Regions from separate parts of the Homo sapiens genome. Here regions 1, 2 and 3 are each linked to region 4. The links are chromatin loops, found by intact Hi-C in ENCODE. Cell type or tissue: heart left ventricle. All regions are shown on one strand. Each heading gives the region's core, and the rest is flanking DNA. Links, peaks and the distances in the headings are about the cores only.

Region 1 (4,895 bases), core at 424-4,423, 65 kb before region 4:
TCCTTCTTATTTTTGGAGGGGTGTGCATCCTAGCGCTGGTCCAGGAGATGAGTGGCCCAGAGCCGAGCCTGTCTGGTGGGAGGCCTGGGTGGGCCTGGCCACTGTGACGTGGCTTCAGCAGTGACAGTGATGGTCTCATTCAGGGGACCACAGAGTCAGCAGCACCCCCTGGAGGGAGAGGATGGGCTTTCTGCTGTCCCCCTGGAGAGAGGGTCATGGGGAGGAAAAGGCTCACGGTGCCCTGGGAGGGCACTGCCCAGTGGGCCAGCCTGAGGTGGGCCCTGACCTGGGTGTTTTCAGGGGTGCTGGAGTGGGAGGCAGGGGAGACACGAAGGGCCTGAGGAGGAGGCTGCCTGGACAGGTCTGGAAGGCATGTCTGGGTCCCCAGCTGATGAGGTCGAGGGAGCTCCACGCTGTGCCCCCTGTAGCACCATGCCTTGCCAAGGCCCTCATCAGCATCCAGGCAGGCTGAGGAGCCCGGAGGAGGCCAAGGGCAGAGGTGTGGCCAGGAGGTCACAGGTGCCAAGACATGCGGCCAAGGAAGGGACAAGGAAGCTGGGTGCAGCCCCTGCAGGAAATGCCCAGAAGGCCTGGACGGGGCAGCTCTGGGGACCGTTTCTGGACCTCAGACCAGCAGGGCCCATCCACAGGATTCCAGACCAAACAGGAAGTGTGTGTAGCCTGGTTCTGGGACCACAGCCTGTCAAGCGGAGGACACTGAAGAGCAGGCCACGGGCTGCACTCCTTGGACTCTTGTTTATGTTCCTTTTGCTCCTTAAATTAAAATTGGACACAGCCTGTGCAGAGGGTCACTTAGAATCACGCAGAGGCCACGTGCACACACGACCGTGTGCTTGCAAATGATCCTGCATGGGGGGCTTTGAGGCCCGGTTTGCCCCTTAGACAGTGCCAGTGCCTGGAATTTATATTTGTATTTCTATCTCTGTTATTTATGTTCATGTGCTCCCCCCAGCAAAGCTAAGACAGGAACTGGCCTTTTGAATCACATGGGCACCATCCTGACTTGACTTGGAATGTTCTAGAACAGGCCTGCCAACATGGAGACCGAGTCTCGGTAAGGGAGCTGCAATCAATGCTGCAGAGCACCTGTTTTTCTTCCAGGTCTCTGAGGTGAGCAGGGCTCGTGTTCCGACACTGCTTCATGGTGGGCGTTGTAGGCAAATCCCCTGAAAAGGTTTTTCTTTCAGAAAAAGAAAGACTTTATTCCATTGAGCAGTCTGCAAACCAGGGAGACGTAGCCTTTGGCATGAAACAAAAGTGTGTTCTGAGAGAAGAAAGAGAGGGGACGTCATTTATAAAGTTCCCACCCAGGTTCCCACTCTGGTCCACTATGAAAATGCGGGATACAAACTTGCTGAGCTCTGATTGGTTGGCACAGGCGACAGCCCATGGTTGGGTCCAGATGGATTTCCCAGGAGTGGTGGACAGGAACAGGCAGCTATGGAAGCCCCAGAGTGCTGTGAGTGTGGGGTTTTCTGGGAGCGCACAGTATGTGTGTGGCCTTTAGTCAGCAGATGGTCTCTTGGCTCTGTTTTGAAATTAGGCCCAGTTAGCCATGCGGGGTCCATCTTCAAGGACTGGCTCTTCCAGGGTTTCCTGTTTAAGAAGCTCTTTCTTCCTTTGTTCTCATCCTGCTGCAGGCTTTCCCCCAGGAAGAGAGCACCCGCAGAGAAGGTGTGGCCCCTCTCCCACTCCCAGCCCCTCCACGTCCATCACCCTGCAGACCTCACTGGCTTGGCAGCGCTCCTGCTTTCCCTGGGCAGTCATTGGCTTCTTCTGCCCCATGAAAGTCCTTGAGTCCGTCTACTCAGATCTGGCTCAGGCTCAGAACCACCCCAGAGAGACCCTTCCTGGAAGCTGGGCTAGGACCCCAGCCAGGAGCAGCCCTTCCCGAGAGACCCCGAGGCCAGGTCCATGCCTGCTGTCTGAGCACACTGTGGGCCCAGGCTGGGCACAGAGAAGGGGTAGCCTGCCAGGCCCCCATGTGGAGCAGGAGGAGCCCCTGAGAGAGAAGATGCTGCAGGGGTGGGTAACTCCCAAGGGGTGACTGGCAGTGGGAGCTGGGGAGGAATGAGCCCCGGCCTCATGGCTTTTGTGCCTGAGGACAGACACCCTTTCCTAGAGATGGGGGAGCACTGAGAAGCTCAGAGGAGCCTGTGCGGTAGGCAGGCTTCGACCCAGGCCTCCCTCCTGGTTCCCTGAAGACAGAGGGAGCCCTGGGGCCCAGTCTGCCAGCCCTGCTCAGGGCTCACAGTCAATCTGTTGAAAGGAGATTGAGCACCTGACTCAGAGAGTGGGCCGTCAGCACATGAGCAGCGAGGCTGTGGAAGGCTTGGCCTGAGGGGCAGATGCCAAGCCCGTGTCCTCGCTTGCTGTGTCCTGGGAGCCACTCACCGCCTCCTTGCTGGCTTAGCTTATGCTCCTGTGAGCCTGGAGGAGGGCGCCTGCGCGTCGGGTAGCAAGGGTGCCCACTGCTGCAGGGACACACACTTCTTAGTGATGGCGAAGCTGCCCCAAGGATGGCAGATGTTGCTTCATCCCACAGGAGGAGACAGGGAAGCTTGGCTGCAAGGGTGGGGTCCTGCTTGAAGCCCCCACCTCACCTGACATGCTCTGCAGAGATGGTGCTGGCACTGCCAGGTGCAGGGCAAGTGGGATCCATGCAGGAGGGGTCGTGGCCTCCAACTCCATCCAGCAGACCGTCCCCAACAGTGCACGCGTGAGACCCCGCCGGACAGGGAGCTGTCCCTTTGGGACAAGGCCACTCCTTTGGGAAGGGGGATCACCCACAAGCAGCTCTTTTGGGCTGGTCTGTGGCAAGGGAGAGAGGTGGATGGGAGGCAGGAGAGAGGCAGGTGGCCCCTCCTCAGCCCGGAGCCCCCCCGGTCCTCTGCACTGACACAGGGATGGTGCCAAAGGCAGGGCCTGGGCAGAGACGGGTGGCCCCAGAGCAAGACCCTCCCACTCTCGGGAGGGTGTGGTCTTCAGGGCAGCCCACCCAGCCCTCCTGGCCCTCCCTGCCCCAGCAGTGGGAACGGGCCCAGCGAGCTGGCAGCCACTTCTCATGAATATGCATTGGTGAGGCCTGCTCCTTTGTGGGCCCCTATGCTCACCCCCTCCACCCCCCACCCCCAGCACTTATCTCTGGCGGTGAATAGGGTGCTATTGTGGGCAGGGCTGCAGAATTTTAATGACTTGCAAAATATAGTTAATTATGTAAAAAGACATCTTCTGCACTTTTTCATGTAAATGAGACAAATTAATTGGTGTTCAGTAGTTTTGAGAGCACCCGGTCCCAGGAGGGGAGGAGGGGAGACCTTGATGGTTCTGAAGAGTAGGTGCTTGCCAGAAAGAAAGGTAAGAAAGGAGAAACAGAGAGGGGTAATTTCTGATCCATTTAGTTAATCCCATCACTAACCCCGCCCGGGTTTGTAACTCAAACCGTGAGAAAGCTCGGGCCTTGTGTTCTCGACGCTGCTGGGAGTCACCGAGCAGCTCAGGACCTCGGGTAGGGGGGCTGCCGGGAAAGGTGCTGGGGGTGGATCAGAACAGCCGGGGGCACTCTCTCCCTTCACCCCGCTGGACCCCAGCCAAGTTCCCAACAGTGGCCCTGAGGGTTGGCGACACTGCTGGCCACTGTGGGGGCTGGGGTGGGTGGTGTCTGCAGTGGTTCCAGGTGAGTCAGAACATTCGAGTCAAATAACATGCCACTTCAAAGGACTTCAATAGACAGTCTCCAAAGGAGACGCTCACACGGCCCATGAGCACAGGGAAAGCACTCAACATCATCGGTCAGCAGGGAAATGGGAATGAAAACTGTAATGAGATTCCGCTTCATCCACCGGGATGGTTGGAGTCAAAACCTCAGGAAGCAAGAGTCTCAAGGGTGTGGAGGAGCTGGAACCTGGGTGCGCTGCTGGTGGGAGTGCCAAACGGTGCAGCCGCTGTCAAGTTTGGTATTGTCTCCAAAGGTTAAACAGAGTTACCGGATCAATCGAACAACTTGTCCCTGGGCGTCCTGGGGGTCAGATTCCTCAAGTGTGATCAACACTGTGGGTCAGATTCAAACTTCCTATTTTTAGTGGTGTTATTTTTTAGAAGATTTTCATTCCACTTCTCCCAGGGGAGAAACATTTATGTCAAGATAGCCTGCAGCCTGGGATGGTCAGTGCCTCAGATCCGCCAGCCGCTGACTTCTTGGAGCCGTGTAATCTGCTGTCTATGGCTCCTGGATGTTCGTCACATCACCAGCCCCTATGGTGGATGGTAAGACGCCAACGCAGACACGGCTATTCCTGGAAGTGCGTTTGCTACAATTGTCAATCATCATGGATCTCGCTTCAAAAGGAGTCTTTTTTGGAAAAATCTGCTGTTTCATGTTATCTCTCGGTGTGCATGCTCAAAACATCCAGTCCGTTGGAACAGATGTGAAACACAATTCAAGGGCATGAGAGGTGTTCACGGTGAAGAGTTAGACTCATATGTGGCTGAATTTACCTGGTGTGATCGCTTTGGAAAGAATGCTTTCTATTCCCGGTTATTCCGCATATGTCAGAGCAATTTTCTGTTAACTAATATGATGTTTTGGCTTTTGGCTTTAGTAAGTTTTAGTAAAAACATCCAGGGACAAATTCTTCCATTGAATACCTCTGAGAGACACATTGTTCAATTGATCGGAATTACCACACGACCCAGGAATTCTACTTTTGGGTCTACAGCCCAAAGGATTGGAAACAGCGTTGGCAAGAGATATTTGCACCCCCTTGTTCATAGCACTGTTGGAAATCATCAAACGGTGGAGACAACCCACATGTCACTGGGTGCACGGAAAAACAAAACCTGGTGCATCCATGCAATAGGACATCAGCCACAAA
Region 2 (4,895 bases), core at 536-4,535, 140 kb before region 4:
TTCTTATGTTGAAATCGAACCCCAATATGACGGTTTTAGGAGGTGGGGCTTTGGGCGGTGATGCGGTCACAAAGGCGCTGCTGTCATGAATGGGTCCCGTGACCTTGTAAGAAGAGGCCAGAGGGCTCCTTCCCCTTCCTTCTGCCGCTTTAAGGACGGAATGAGAAGTCGGAAATCCACAACTCAGAGGACAGCCCTCCCCAGACCCCGACCAGGCTGGCACCTTGATCTCCGGCCTCCAGCCTCTGGGCTGTGAGAAATAAACTCCTGATGTTTACAAGCCACGCAGTTCATGGGGTTTCCTTACAGCAGCCCCAACAGGAGTGGCCCTGGGGGGACCTCCACAGCCCACCCACCACTTCCCACCCTCCATGGCCCTGCCCTCCGTGCCCTGTCCTTCCCCATGCCCCTCCCCCCACCACAGCCCTGCTCCCTCCTTGCCGTGCTCATCCTCCACACCCATGCCCCTAACCACAGGCCTGCCCTCCTCTATGCCCCTTCACCCCTACCACAGTCCTGCCGTCTCCACACCCTGCTCCCTCCATGGCCTGGCCCCCCTCCACATCTTGCCCTCCATGACCTCCCCTCCTCCACACCCCTGCCCCTCAACTACAGCCCTGTCCTCCTCCGTGCTCCTTTTCCTGTCTACAGCCCTGCCCCCTCCATGCCCTGCCCCTCTGCCACGCCCCTCCCCCCACCACAGCCTGCTCTCGTTGCCCCCTCTTCCCATCCCTCCCACATCCCTCTCCCACCTGCCCCTCTCAGGGACTTGAGATTTCCTCCGCAAGAAACCTCTGTGGGGCTTCACCAGGCCTCTGCCCTACCCAGGCCTCAGGGTGGGTGCGCCTGGGACTTCAAAGGCCCAAGGAGGGCCCCAAACTGGCTCCTGCCCAGGCCCAGAGCACAGATCCTCCTTGTTCCCAGCCCAGGCCCTCCCCCAGCCCAGGCACACAGCGGTCTGGAGGAAACCCTCTGGTGGCCAGCCCAGGGGACCCCCACGCCCCAGCACCCCCACCAGGACCACTTCTGGGCTCCTCTGGGGTCCTGCAAGCTTGGCCCTGCCCAGGACCCTCTCAGGCTGGTGCTGGGCCAGTGTTCAAGGGTGGGTGAAGGGCAGAGAAGGGCACCTCTCTTATTTCTGGGGCAGTCATGGCTGCAGCAAGTTCCAGAAGCTTCTGCAGAGACTACCTGGTGAAGTCTCAGAAGACCCAGAGAGGCAGCCACCAACTCAGCCTAGAAACTCAGCTCAGACTGGCAGAGAGGGCAGCCCTAGCTTGGGGGCCCAGGCCAGCGGGGAAGACTCGGCCAGCCCCAGGCACGGCGGGCATCATCAGGACAAAATGCCAGGCTCCACGCCACCATCCAAAGTCCCAGAAACAGTGGCCAGCTGTCCAGGGCCCGCCACACCCGAGCCCACCTCGCCCTCACTGCTCTCCTGACTCCTGTCCTTCAACTCATTGGCCTGCTGTGGCTTCATTGTATCCCCAACAGGATGGATCCCAGAGCCCCGGGGCACCCGCCACTCAAGGCCAGCAGTGCTATGCCTCTGCGTCAGCCTCTGTATCTGCCTCTGCCTCCTCCCTGCCCCTCGGCAGCCTGCAGGGCCCCTTCCAGGGGAAGGCTGGATCCCAAGCAAGGGAAGGGAGCGCCTGTCTCTGCTCACACCCTGACCGGCTTGACATCAGAATAAGATTCAGGGTCCCCACGTGTGGCCATCCTCTGTCTGGTTCCCTCAGCGGCAGCCACACCAATGTCCTAGCTGTCCTCGGACCCCAAGCTGACCGCTGCTGCCCTGGGCCTTTGCCTCTGCTGCTAGCCTGTCGGGAGCACCTCCCCTGGTACACAAGGCTTCCTTGCCTGCTTCTCGTCCCTGGAAAGGCCATGGCCTCCCAGAGGCCCTCCCTGGTGTGGAACCGCCTTCCTCTGGTCATGTCCCCCACAGCATTTGGCTGAGCTGCAGGAATTTACTGTCTGTCCCTTAAGAGCTGTTTCTGATGCCGGGTCCCAGAAGATGCTTGTCCCCAGCTCCAACCCTTCCAGGGCAAGCCCCTCACCCTCTGTCAGCCATGGCGGGGCTTGGGGGCTGCAGGGAATACCCAGGGTCCTGTGGATGGTCCACGTGGCCCTGAAGCCTTTGCGGAGGAAACGTGAATTGCATCAGGAATGAAATGAAACGTTGTCACCCACTTCATTTTTCTTTTTTTGAGACAGGCTCTCACTCTGTCGCCCAGGCTGGAGTGCAGTGGTGCGATCTCGGCAACCTCTGCCTCCCGGGTTCAATCTCTTCTCCTGCCTCAGCCTCCTGAGTAGCTGGGATTACAGGCACACACCACCACGCCCGGCTGATTTTTGTGTTTTTGGCAGAGAAGGGGTTTCACCGTGTTGGCCAGGCTGGTCTCAAACTTCTGACCACAAGTGACCTGCCCGCCTCGGCCTCTCAAAGTGCTGGGATTATAGGCATGAGCCACTGTGCCTGGCTCACCCACTTCATTTTTCAATTGGATGTGGCGAATCTCTCCCGAGCCCAGCGTTGGGGCCCACAGGGCCACTGACTCCAGGAGAACAAGGGTCTCTGCCTTGTGTAGGTGGGGGTCATGCTGTCATTCCCCAACCCGTGGGGCAAATCTCCAGGGACTCTCAATGGGGAGACAGCACCCCCCACAGCTTGCAAAGTGGCCCAGGCCTGGTGAGGGCCGTGGCTGTCCCAGGGTCCATGGACAAGTCAGGGCGAGAAACACAGCAGCCTCCAGGCACCCGAGGGTGCTTCTGGGGCCTCAGGAGGAGCTGGGCTTTCTGCATGTGGGTGGCCCAGGGGCCCGTTACAGGCCCATCCCGCTGAGGGCAGCATTCCGGGTAGAGGCCCAGCAGGTGCGGCCACAGACAGCTGAGCCTTCCCGGGATGCTTGTGGCGTGAAGTCAGCTGCCCAACCCTGGCCACTGGCCGCACCCCAGGCTATTTTTGGATCCTGCAGCTCAGAGCCTGCCTTGCTGCTCCCGCCCCTGGAGCTCCTGGAAGTCTGGTCAGGAGTGTGGACAATGCCCCTCTTGTCATACATCTGCCCCTTCCCCACAGCCCCCACCGCAGGGCCACCCTCCTCCCCCAGACACAGCTGGTCCTGGCTGGGCTGGGGTGGGCTGCCTGGCTGAGAGGAGGCTGGCCTTGGACCGGGACCCTGGCATCACGGCAAAGCTGGAGACTCAGGGAGTCCAGGAGGCGAGAGGCTGCCAGGGTTGTCCTGGGCCGTGTCTGTGTCAGCTCGTGTCCCTCCAGGATAAGTGATCTTGGGCAAGGCACACCTCTCTCTGGCAGAGAGGGCTCTGGAAGGTTTTCCCAGGGTCCTCCTCCCTCAAGTCCTCCCATGCCCTGAGGCTGGTCCCTGAGGTTGTTGGTCGGGGACTCCAGTCCTTGCTGCTCAGAAAAGCATGCCCAGTGTCCCTCGCCCTGCCCAGTGTACGTCCAAGGCTGCTGAAAGAATGGAGAAGGCTTCCTTTACTTCTGCCTTCATTCCTTGGACAGATATTAAAACCTGCTGTGTCCAGGCCCTGACTGGGCACAGTGTTGGTAAATCAGGTCTGGTTCCAACTTCAAACAGGCAGCCCTGACCTTGGTGCAGGCAGCCCTGACCTGCAGGCATGTGGTCCCCCGACCTTAGATAGGATGCCCCCGACCTTGGACTGGGTACCGGTGACCTTGGAGCAGGCAGCCCTGACCTGGAGGCATGCAGCTCTCTGCAGAACCAGATGTGGGTGGGGGGGCGGGTGGGGGGGCCATAGTCACTCAGGGCTTGGGGATGGCTGCTCTTTGTTGGGCTGAGTGTAGGGAGGTGGGTTCCCAGCTTCAGGACCAGGTGAATGGGGGATGCAAGCGTGGGTGGGGCAGGTGAAGCAGGAAGGGCAGGTGGGGACAGGTCAGATGACTCTTAGCATCACGGCGGTGGGACCCGCTGTGGTGTTCTGAGCAGACACGAGACAGAAGCTGCCTTCAGGAAGTTTGGTTGCACAGACAAGGGTCAGGAGACTTTAATTTGTGCAGATGAGGTGCCCTGAGGGCATTTAGCAGCTGCTGGAAAGGAGGTGTGGGAGGGCTTATTAGGGAGACATTTAACCCCCACACGGTCGATCAATCGTGAGCCACCTGTGCCTGGATCCTACCTGTCAGAGACGCCTGAGTGGCCCCACGTTCCAGCCTAGGTCCGGGAGACACCTGACACCAGGAGTTGGCCCCAAGACAATGCTGAGAGCAGCTCAGACTCTGCCCGTGGAGTGGCCTGACCCTGGGCACAAGGTGATGGGCCTTGCCAGGCACGGAGCCAGAGAGCAGCCAGGGTTGCCTGTGCCCAGCCTGTTGTGCAATGCAGTGGGGGACAGAGAATGCTCGCTGCAGGGGAAACAGGCCTGTCCTCTCGTGCCCCCAGGCTCTGCCCTGGGTGCCCCTGAGCTTACTCTGTCCCCAGGCTCTGCCCTGGGCACCCCTGAGCTCACCCCACCCCTCCAGGCTCTGCCTGTCTTGGCTGTTTGTCTTGGTATAACAAAATTACCATAGACCTGGTGGTGTAGAAACAAGAGAAATGTATCTCTCACAGTTTGGAAGTCGCGAAGTCCAAGATGAAGGTGCTGGAAGACTGTGTCTGGTGAGGGCCGCTTTCCATAGACAGTGCCTTCTCGCTGGGTGCTCCCTCTGTGGAAGGGGCGGCCTCTTTTCTAAGGGCACCAGTCCCATTCACGGGCCTCCACTCTCACAACCTAATCACCTCCTAAAGGCCTCACCTCTGAATATTACTGCACTGGGGGACAGGTCAACATGTGCATTTTGGGGGAACACACATATTTAGATCAAGCTTGTCCAACCCGAGGCCCGTGGGCCCCATGTGGCCCAGGGTGGTTTTGAATTCGAC
Region 3 (4,895 bases), core at 630-4,629, 110 kb before region 4:
CAGTGTGATGTGTGTGTGCACATCTCATGTGTATACCACACATACTCCTTGAGCTCGTGAGTGCCCAGAGAGGAGGAAGACAGGAGGGAGGAGGTGGCGGTGAAGAAGAGGGTCAGAGATGACCCAGGGCTGTCTGAATCTGAGTCCGTTTTCCTGTGTCCAGAAGCAGGGGCCACCCAGCCCTGCTCTGGACTCGAGTGGTGGCCAAGGGCCTGGACTCCGAGGGGTGTCCAGCTGTGGCACAGGCTGTTGGGCCCAGCATGAAACGGCACTCGGGGTCACCAGCAGAGCCCAGCCAACGGCCGTGAGGCCGGGAAGTGCTGGAACTGCATGGCCTGGCTGCCGGGGCTCTGTGCCTGCCTCAGTCACTTGCTTGTGGAGTGACCCGGCCAGGTCCCCCCCACCTCCCTGCCCCTGACTTCTCCATCTGTAAAGTGGGGTGGATGGTGCCAATCTTCCCACATGGGAGGGTCGATAGAAGAAGGAAGGGTGGGGCGTGGTGGGTGCTTACAGCAAGGTGAGGTATACCCCAAATTCATGTCCACATGGCACCTTAGAATGGGACCTTACCTGGAAACAGGGTCTTTGTAGACATAATAAGGCAAGGATCTTAAGATGAGATCACCCTGAGTGTAGGGTGGGCCCTGGATCCAATGACTGGTGACTGTGTAAGTGGAAAAGGGGACATGGAGACACACGGGAAGCGGCTGCGTGATGAGGAGTCAGAGCCCAGAGGAGGCGTCACAAGGCGAGGAGCGCTAATGGGTGCTGCAAAGCTGTCAGAGGCAGAGACAGATCTTCCCCACAGCCCCCAGGAGGAACCAGCCCTGCCCACACCCCAATTCTGACACAGCCAGTCCCCAAAAGACAGACACTGCGTGATTCCACTTATCTGAGGTCCCTAGAATCAGAAGGCAGAAAGTAGAACTGTGGGTGGTCAAATAATCCCTGAAGGCCAGTCTGGATTCAAGGGGACAGGTCTAAGCCCCTGTCTCTTGATAGGAGGAGTCTTGAAGTGTTCCTGGTTATCCTTAAACTGCCACAGTCCACCCCGGCACAAATTATTTACATTCCTACCACATGAAGTACCATTCACCCTTCCTGCCAAGATGCCCAAAGTCTCATCCCATTATGGCATCAGGCTTAGGCTTGAGGTCCTTAAATCGGGCAGCCTCCCAAGCCAGAGTAGGCTCAGAAAGACTCTCAGGTCCAGGATCTTGTCACAGAAATCAAGTCCAGGTGCAGACGAGGCTATTTGGGTATGCCATCACCTTCAGGGGTAGTTTTTTGAGTATGATCCCCTCAGTCTGAAGACTCATGCACCTGACATGCACCGGTGACACAGGCAAGGGAAAACTGTGATCAATTACCCTGGCCAACAAGAGAGAAGTGGGAGGCCCATAGCAGTCACTGGTCCATAGCAATTCTGAAATCCAGAGTCTTTGATTACGGCCATGTCCTGCTGTTCCCCAGGAATGATTCTGTGGTGCTCAGCTCCACCTGCTGGGTTCCTGGTCCAACCCTCTAAGTCATCCCACTTTCACAGTGGAGCAGCCTACTTTCTCTTACCCATAGTTCATCACGGTCTGAAAATAGTAAATGGAAAACTCTGGAAATAAATGCTTCCTGTTTTAACACAGGTCATTCTGGGTAGTGTGGTGGAATCTCTAGCCATCCCACCCCATCCTGCCTGGGATGTGAATCACTCCCTTGTCTAGAGGATCCACGCTGTATATGCTCCCTGAACATTGGTCACTCAGCAGCCTTCTAGGTTTTCAGATGGATTCTCGTGGCATCCCAGTACTTGGGTTCCAGTAACTCTTATTTGACTTAATAATGGCCCCAAAGCAGCATGGTGGTGATGCTGGCAATTCTGACATGCCAAAGAGAAGCCATAAAGTGCTTCCTTTAAGGGAGAAGACGGAAGTTCTCAACGTAATAAGAAAAGAAAAAAATATTGTAGGCTAAGGTTGCTAAGATCTACAGTAAAAGCATCTCTTATCTGGGATATTGTGAAGCAGAAAAAAGAAATTTGTACAGTTTTGTTTTCACACCTCACACTGCATGATACAGGTACAGCCACAGTGTGTGATACGTGCTTAGTTAAGATGGAAAAGGCATTGAATTTGTGGGTGAAAGACTTGAGCAGAGTCATGTTCTGATCCACAGGAACTGGGTTCTACACTAGCCATGGTTTCAGGCATCCATTGGAGGTCTTGGTACGTATTCCTCTGTGGACCAGGAGGCCTACTGTATCCTTAAATGGACATAGCTTCTGGAGAGTAAATCTCTTTGTACTTCCTAGGAGGACTTCCTGTGAATATTTTTGGGATTCACATCATCAGGCAAAAACTATCCTCACGGTTCTCTCCAACACAGGCCTCTCTCTCCTGGGCTGAGCATCAGGTAGCTGTTTCACATGCCCTGAGATTCTTAGAACTACTGAGAGAGCCTATGAGTCGCACCCTTACATCTTCTGAAGTCTCAATACAGGGTCTTATAGCCATACCCATTAGATATTCTTTACTCTGAAGATTATATTTTTTATTTTGAGAGCATTTGCCATCTGAAGGGCATGGGAATGAAGAAGAAACTTAATTCTAAATCCAGCAAATTCTGTTATTTAGAATTTTTTTCTGAATTTATTGTAAATGAAATATTTTGATTTTAGCTCTTCTCTATCTTACACTATGTAGCTAAAAGAAGCTAGTTGGACTATTCAACACTCTTCCTGGAAATGTCCTCAATCAAATCAAGTAATTCATTAAGTTTATTTTCTGTTTTCTACGTTACTACAGGGGTCAGTGTTGCCAAACTTTTCTGCATAACAAGATCCTTGGTTTTTCTAGCCTGTAATCACAATTTCCTCCTTGTCCCCCCAGCTTCCTCTGGAAGTCTTCCCCAAGGTTCTCTCAACTTCCATCTGCCACCTGGTTCAAAGCCCATTCCCCATGGCTCTTATGGCTGCATCCCACTTCTGGTCCCAACTTCTATAATATTCAGTTGCTTAAAGCAACAATTTATTGTCTCTGGGGGTTCTGTGAGTGACTCAGACTCAGCTCAGAAGTTCTGTCTTGGGGATCTTCTCATTCGGTTGTGATCAGGCAGCAGCTAGGCCAGGAGCCATCTGAAAGCCCAGGTGGGCTGTGTGGGCAAGACGGTTCCAGTCCCATGTGTGGTGCCTCAGGGGATTACCTGGATGGCCGGACTCCCCTGGGTTTCTTGGCCAAGTTGGTGGGCTCCAAGCATGGGTGTTCTTGGTGTCCTGGGTGGAAGCTGCAAGACTTCTCATGGCCTAGGCTGGGGAGTCCCAGGTCATCTCTTCTGCTTCATTCTGTTGATCAGATGGGTCATGAAGGCCAGCTCAGACTCAATGGCAGGGCATTGAGACCCAACTCTCAAGAAGAAGAGTGTCAGAGAATTTGCAGGTACCTTGAATCTACCACACCTCCCAGTCCATTTCAGGGTTCTACACTTTGCCTCATCTTATATATCATGGAAGGTGGGCAGGGACAACCCACCTCCCATTCCAGATGTGTGCTCTGATTGGTGAAGGCCACTCCGCATACTCTTTTAGTCCTTGACACAGTGATTGGATCAGGGATGGGCAACAAAGGCCTAAACCAATCACATCACATAATTCCCTCAGCCACAGTCTAAGTGGTTGAGGTTGGACTTTTCAGTGCATGGCCCGAGTTTATGATTGGAGGAGAGGAACCCTCCTTCTCTTGACTTAGACCAGTGCTGCCCAATAGAAACATAATGGAAGCCATATGTATAATTTTCAAGTAGTCATATTAAAACAAGTAAAAATAATATTAATTTTAATATTTTATTTAACTGAATATACCCAAAATATTATGATTTCAACGTGTCATCAATTAAAAAATTACTACTAAAAAGCTTTACACTTTTTTTTTTTTTTGAGATGGAATTTTGCTCTTGTTGCCCAGGCTGGAGTGCAATGGTGCAATCTCAGCTCACTGCAACCTCCACCTCCTGGGTTCAAGTGATTCTCCTGTCCCCCTTCTCAGCCTCCCAAGTAGCTGGGATTACAGGCATGCACCACCACGCCTGGCTAATTTTTGTATTTTTAGTAGAGATGGGGTTTCACTGTGTAGGCCATGCTGGTCTTGAACTCCTGACCTCAGGTGATCCACCAGCCTCGGCCTCCCAAAGTACTGGGACTACAAGCATGAGCCACCGCGCCCGGCGTACGCTGTTTTTTTTTTTACGCTGTCTTCTAAATCAGTTGTGCATTTAGCTTCCAGCTCTTCTCAGTGTGGACGACACACATTTCAAGTGCCCAAGAGTCACAGGAAGCCAAAGACCACCCTATTGGACAGTGCAGCTTTGGATGGGATGGGGTCAAGACCTGAGGGCTGGTCTCAAGTCCCCAGGAAGCCAACCCAAAGATGAAGCTGTTACAAAGTCAGGAACAGAGCAGAAAGAATGTCTGAGAAGTCAAGAAAGAGCCCTGTACAACCCATGCCTGAAGCTTAACGTCCTTTTGGAATTTTCAGCTACAGGGTCAATATTTCTCGTGTGCTTCCGTGAGTTGCAGGTGTGTTTGCAGTTTCCTGCAACACTCAGAGTCCTGGGTAATATTCTTCTTTCGTCCTGGTGATCTGGGAGGTCTTAAGGGAGCAATCCCTTGAAGGCTGTGAAAGGCAGGGGTGGATCTGGCTTCTAAAACTTGCTGTAGTTAATTAATTAATTTTTAGAGATGAAGTCTTGTTATGTTACCCAGGCTGGTTTTGAACTCCTGGGCTCAAGTGATCTTCCTGGGATCTGGATTTTGAGAGGTCTCAAGCTAAATTTGAGGACCCTCAGAAGAAAGAAAATAAAATTGCAAACATGACTTAGCTAAAGGGTTTTGTAAGGCGGCACCTACT
Region 4 (4,895 bases), core at 389-4,388:
TTAGGGAATCCAAAAGCATTCTGTGTTCAGTGTTGGTGTCCAGGGTGATTTGGGGGATTTGGTGGCCATTTCCTGGGGTAGTGAGGGACATGCAAGAGCAATGATACGTGGACCTGCCATTCAGGGTGCAGAGATCCTGCAGAGGTCAGCTGGGAGCACCACCCCCAGAGGCCTGTGTCTGTGTGTGATCACGTCAGGCTGGGCACATTCCGTAATAACCAGCACCTCACTCATTTCCCACGGCTCATGGCTTGCAGGATTTTGCTCTCTTGACCTCTCCTCTTCCGATCCAGAGCTTAACATCCCAGGGCTGGTCATTGTGGTTTCACAGAGTCGGGGGCCAGCCTGAACCTGGAGCCATTTGCTGCAGGTGTGGGTTTTCCTTGGAGGCTGAGCAAGTCCCTGCTTACCCAGGCTTGCACCCTCTTGGAGACGTGAGCTCAAGCTCACAGGCATTGGTAGATGATGGCTCAGCCACTTCCAGACGGTGTGACTTTGGATAGGTCACCAAACTCCTCTGGGGTTCAGCTTCCCCAGCTGTAAATTGAGGCTGTGACAGTGTGTCCCGCATTCCACTGCACTGAGGACCAGGTGAGAGCATCACCAGCACACGTGGGCACCAAGCCTGGCACATGGGGAGCTCTGGTGCAGGCAGCACCTGCCACACTCTGCCCCAACCATGCCTGTGTGACCAGGGCACAACCAGAAGTAGCTGGGCAGGTGCCACCCAGAGTGCTGTGGACACAGTCACCGCTGGGCAGGCGCCCCAGGGTGGGTCCTAACCTTAGCCAGCAAGTGGGTGCCACAGGCCCAGGGAGAGCAACGCGGGGACAGCCCTCGTGTCAAAAAACCTGGGATGGTGTAAGACTCCGAATTGTTGTCCTGTCTGAAGAATGTTCCGTTATTTCTCACAACCTGTTTCCTCCCTGGCCACTGAACAGAGGTTTACTTTCCTTTAGGACTTGATCTGTGACCACAGTGCCCCGCTGTTAAGGTGACCAATGCAAACTGCAGAAGGGTGCCCCTTCCCCCCCAGAAACATCAGGTGCGTCCCAGGTCCTGCGGCACCCCCCGAGGAGGGAGGTGCTGAGGGCGGGGCTGCAGCCACGGAGTTGGAGGGGGGGACTGTGGGTGGGGCTGGAGGATCAGGGTGCTGTGGGCGGGGCCAGAGGAAAGAGGCACTGTGGATGGGGCGGGAGGGGCGAGGCACTGTGGGCAGGGCCGGAGGAGGGAGGTGCTGTGGGCGGGGTTGGAGGGGTAGATGCTGTGGGCAGGGTCGGAGGAGGGAGTGCTGTGGGAGGAGCTGGAGGGGGAGGCACTGTGGGTGGGCCAGAGGGGGGAGACACTGTGGGCGGGGTCAGAGGAGGGGGGTATTATGGGCAGGGCTGGAGGCGGGAGGTGCTGTGGGCGGGGTCTGAGGTGGAGGTGCTGTGGGTGGGGCTGGAGGGGGAGGTGTTGTGGGCAGGGCTGTGGGGAGGTGCTGTGGGGCTGTGGGCGGGGCTTGAGGGGAGAGCTGCAGCCGGGGAGGAGGGAGGTGCTGTGGGTGGGGTTGAAGTGGGGGAGGTGCTGTGGGCGGGGCCGGAGAAGGGAGGCGCCGTGGGTGGGGCTGGAGAGGGGAGGTGCTGTGGGCGGGGCTGGAGGTGGAGGTGCTGTGGGCGGGGCTGGACCAGAGAGGTGCTGTGGGCGGGGCCGCAGCCAGGCTTATGCTTCCCTGCTGCAGGGGTGCGCTGATGGGATGGGGGCGTCTCACCCCAGGTGGGGGAGGCCTGAGCTCGCATCATCCGGCTGCAGACCCCTGGGTGCCCCCTTGTGCCAGGTCCGTCAGGGGCACAGGCCCGGCAGCACGCTGACTGGGCGCCGGGCAGGCCCGGCCGGCAGGGAGGGCTCCAAAGGCTGATCCTGCCTGTATTTTAAGGCCTGAGTTTCAGAGCGGCCTCCGGGCCCTTTGCTGAGCTCCAGCGCCCCCTGGTGTCGGCGAGGCGGGTGAGGGAGACGCGCCTTTGGGTCTCGGGCCTGCCCTCCAGCAGCCCACACACACCCCAGGACCTGGAGGCCTCCACCAGCCCCACCCTGGGGAGGACATTGAGAACCTGGAACAAGGTCTATTTGGGTCTGAAATACAGAAATGTAAGAACGCTGGAGAAGCTGGGGTCTCCTCCGGGAGAAGCCAGGCCTCGGGAGCCCGCTGCTGGGAGCCCTGGGGGCAGAGCCGGCCGCAGAGCCTTCCGCACAGACCCGTCCTTCCTAGGAGGCTGGGAGCTGGCATTTTGGCTTTGGCTCAGAATTGCCCGCTGTGCCACGAGGGCGAAGTCCAGCCCAGCAGGGGGAGGGCTGCTGCCCAAAGAGAGGGACTGATGTGGTTCTCCTGGGCCTGCTAGTGTCGGATGCTCCTCCAGGGACTGTTCTCAAGGCCCAGGTGCATGTGGGGAAATCGGGCTGTCTGGAAGAAAGAGTGGAAGCCGCTCGCTAGAGACACGCCTCTGTGATTCTCCCAGAAAGTGTCCTGTCGGAGGCTCAGGACTTCCTAGTGAAGCAGCTAGGACAAGCTGGGCATATTGAAAGTCACGGGGACATAAACCTGCAGGCCTGGGTATGGCCATTGGGTATACGTTAAATTCTGTGGCACCCAGTCTAGTACAACAGCTTCCGTTTCAGGACAGACAAGGTCACCCTGTGGGACCACCCTTAGCTGGAGCACCAGTTCCCTTCGCAGCCTCCTGATGAGAAGTGATCTCTGAACAGAAGGTGCAGGGCAGAGCTGCGGGCGTGCAGGGCCCTTCTCCCAGTCTGTTCCCGTCGATTCCTTGCTGCTCACACTCAAGGGTCTGCGCCCAGCCTGAAGGCGCTGCCTGCCGCGGTCCCTCCTGGTCATCTGTCTTTGTAGATTTGCAGAACAACATAGCCTCACCTGTGGGAGAGGCTTCCCAAGCTTCACCTTCACTCAGCACTGTTGCGCAGTCCCCAGGCAGGTGGCACCTGAGAGAGGGTTCCAGGCTTGGCCACTGGAGGGTCCCAAAGGTGGCTGGTTCCTGGCCCCAACAAAGCCGACTCCCTGGGAGACAGATGAGTCCCTCCAGGGTGGTACTGTTGGTCTGTTTTGGTCAGTGACGTGCTCAGCTCCAGGGCCATGCCTGGCACAGGGAAGGTGCGTCTTCAGTACTGGGTGATGTTGGACGAACGCCTGCTTCCCTTTTTTTTTCAAACTGAGGTCTGCAACCCAGATGCCCTTGGCTACTTACTGACTGCTCCATCTGAGCAAGTGGCACAGTGCCACTCATCTGCATAGGTGAGCGGGGACTGGTGGGTCTGCTGCTGGCTGGACAGAATGTCTGGGAGGGGCTTTGAGCATCCTGACCACCTCTGCTCTCAATCAGGCTTGGAAGGCAGCGTGTAATTAGGTCACATGGAGCCTCCAAGGACCAGACACTGGGGAAACCATAGCTCTCTGTCTTGTGCGTTTCTGGGTGCCAAAGCCATTACCTCCTGCTTTTGGAGGTCCCGTTGCCAGTTGCCAGGGTGAGAGGCAGGATGGGTTCATGACTCATGGCATCGACATCCTCCGGCCTGTTAAATCTTTTTGTTGTTGTTGTTGTTTTTTGAGATAGAGTCTCGCTTTGTCGCCCAGGCTGGAGTGCAATGGCACGATCTCGGCTCACTGCAAGCTCCGCCTCCTGGGTTCATGCCATCCTCCTGCCTCAGCCTCCTGAGTAGCTGGGACTACAGGCACCTGCCACCAAGCCCGGCTAATTTTTTATATTTTTAGTAGAGACGAGGTTTCATCATGTTGGCCAGGATGGTCTCGATCTCCTGACCTTGTGATCCGCCCACCTTGGCCTCCCAAAGTGCTGGGATAACAGGTGTGAGCCACCGCGCCCGGCCCAGCCTGTTCAATCTTAATGCAGTTGGCAAACACCTGTTTTTAATTTCTGATTTTTAAGGGCCATTTCCCTGGAGTTCACTGTTAGGTATAATGTGGGGTGTTATGTTAAGGGATATTCATCATATTAAAACATAGTCTCTCTGCACCGTGACTTTTATTCTTCCAGTAAGTAGTAGGTGTCTATTTTTACTAAAAGCTTTTCTAGCGTCAGAGCCAGGGAGGTTTCCGTGGAGGTCCAGCCAACCCAGTTGGGGCCAGTTCCTTTGGTGGACACCCCTGCCCTTCCCCCTGGTGGAAGATCTGCTGACCCCTTAGCCAGTCCCTGGACCCCCAGCAGAGCTGGGCCTACTGCTTGGCTTCCTTCCATGCAGCCCTGGATGTCCCAGGGATGCAGTTTCGGTGGAAAACACACTGCCTTCCCTGCAGTTCATCCCCTGCTCCTGCTATACCGAAGCCCGTTTTTCACTCCACAGAATTCAGAATGGGGAAGACCTTCCCTGCCCCCAGGCCCCTTCCCTTCTTCACTTCTTCACAGTTGAATGAAGCCAGCTGTTTCCTTGCAGCTAGGGCCATCTGCTAAGACACACTTCCCCCTCCAATCTGTGTGTCACTTTCCCTCCTGAGACCCTGAGAGACATCCTGACCCTCCTAGTCTTCCTCTGTATCTGACTCCTCCTGTCATTCTGAAAGAGGGTGGTGCTCTCCCTGGGAACTCTCAGCACACCAGCCGGACCCCTCCGCTCCAGCAACACTCACTGTTCTGTCATTTCTGCTCTCCCTCCCTGGACCATCGCTGAGGCACCTCTCCCCTCTGCTGGGACCCCCAGCCTCGCTGTTCTCTGGCTGCGTCTTCTGACTGTTCCCTTCCACCATGGCTTTCTTGCAGCCCAGCCTCTTTCCCCATCGTCTTCAACACCCTTGCCAATTTTCCCCTCAAGTCCCCTGGGAACAGTCCATTCTTTATCATTCCAAATGTTTGTCTGAAAAAATATCCGACCCAACCATTGCAGTGGCA

The links. Hi-C counts contacts between places; a loop is a spot of excess contacts. Peaks named below come from ENCODE experiments on the same cell type or tissue, not always from the same donor. Only the 100,000 strongest peaks of a DNase experiment are listed, where the experiment ranks them.
Region 1: a loop joins it to region 4, with 15 times the contacts of the local background. A loop is called at or near these places in 20 of 110 quality-filtered maps.
Region 2: it touches region 4 in a loop (1.9-fold over the local background); 26 of 110 quality-filtered maps call a loop at or near these places.
Region 3: it touches region 4 in a loop (7-fold over the local background); 26 of 110 quality-filtered maps call a loop at or near these places.

The regions. Positions count from the first base shown.
Region 1 is chr2:240,294,831-240,299,725 of GRCh38, reverse strand. No RefSeq gene overlaps it. Among named protein-coding and RNA genes, the nearest start is that of GPC1, 140 kb to the left of the region's middle. In heart left ventricle, for the core only: a CTCF peak has its summit at 2,253; a DNase peak (open chromatin) is centred at 2,385.
Region 2 is chr2:240,368,301-240,373,195 of GRCh38, reverse strand. No RefSeq gene overlaps it. Among named protein-coding and RNA genes, the nearest start is that of GPC1, 65 kb to the left of the region's middle. RefSeq lists enhancers at 2,677-3,566, 1-4,634. In heart left ventricle, for the core only: a CTCF peak has its summit at 2,772; DNase peaks (open chromatin) are centred at 2,925, 3,147 and 4,295; H3K27ac peaks cover 3,111 bases.
Region 3 is chr2:240,341,637-240,346,531 of GRCh38, reverse strand. No RefSeq gene overlaps it. Among named protein-coding and RNA genes, the nearest start is that of GPC1, 92 kb to the left of the region's middle. In heart left ventricle, for the core only: a CTCF peak has its summit at 2,791; no DNase peak of the experiment used is centred there.
Region 4 is chr2:240,230,135-240,235,029 of GRCh38, reverse strand. No RefSeq gene overlaps it. Among named protein-coding and RNA genes, the nearest start is that of OTOS, 92 kb to the right of the region's middle. RefSeq lists silencers at 1,267-1,316, 1,667-1,876 and an enhancer at 783-1,324. In heart left ventricle, for the core only: CTCF peaks have their summits at 1,774 (motif pointing left) and 1,974 (motif pointing left); DNase peaks (open chromatin) are centred at 1,319, 1,429 and 1,959; H3K4me3 peaks cover 358 bases; H3K27ac peaks cover 955 bases.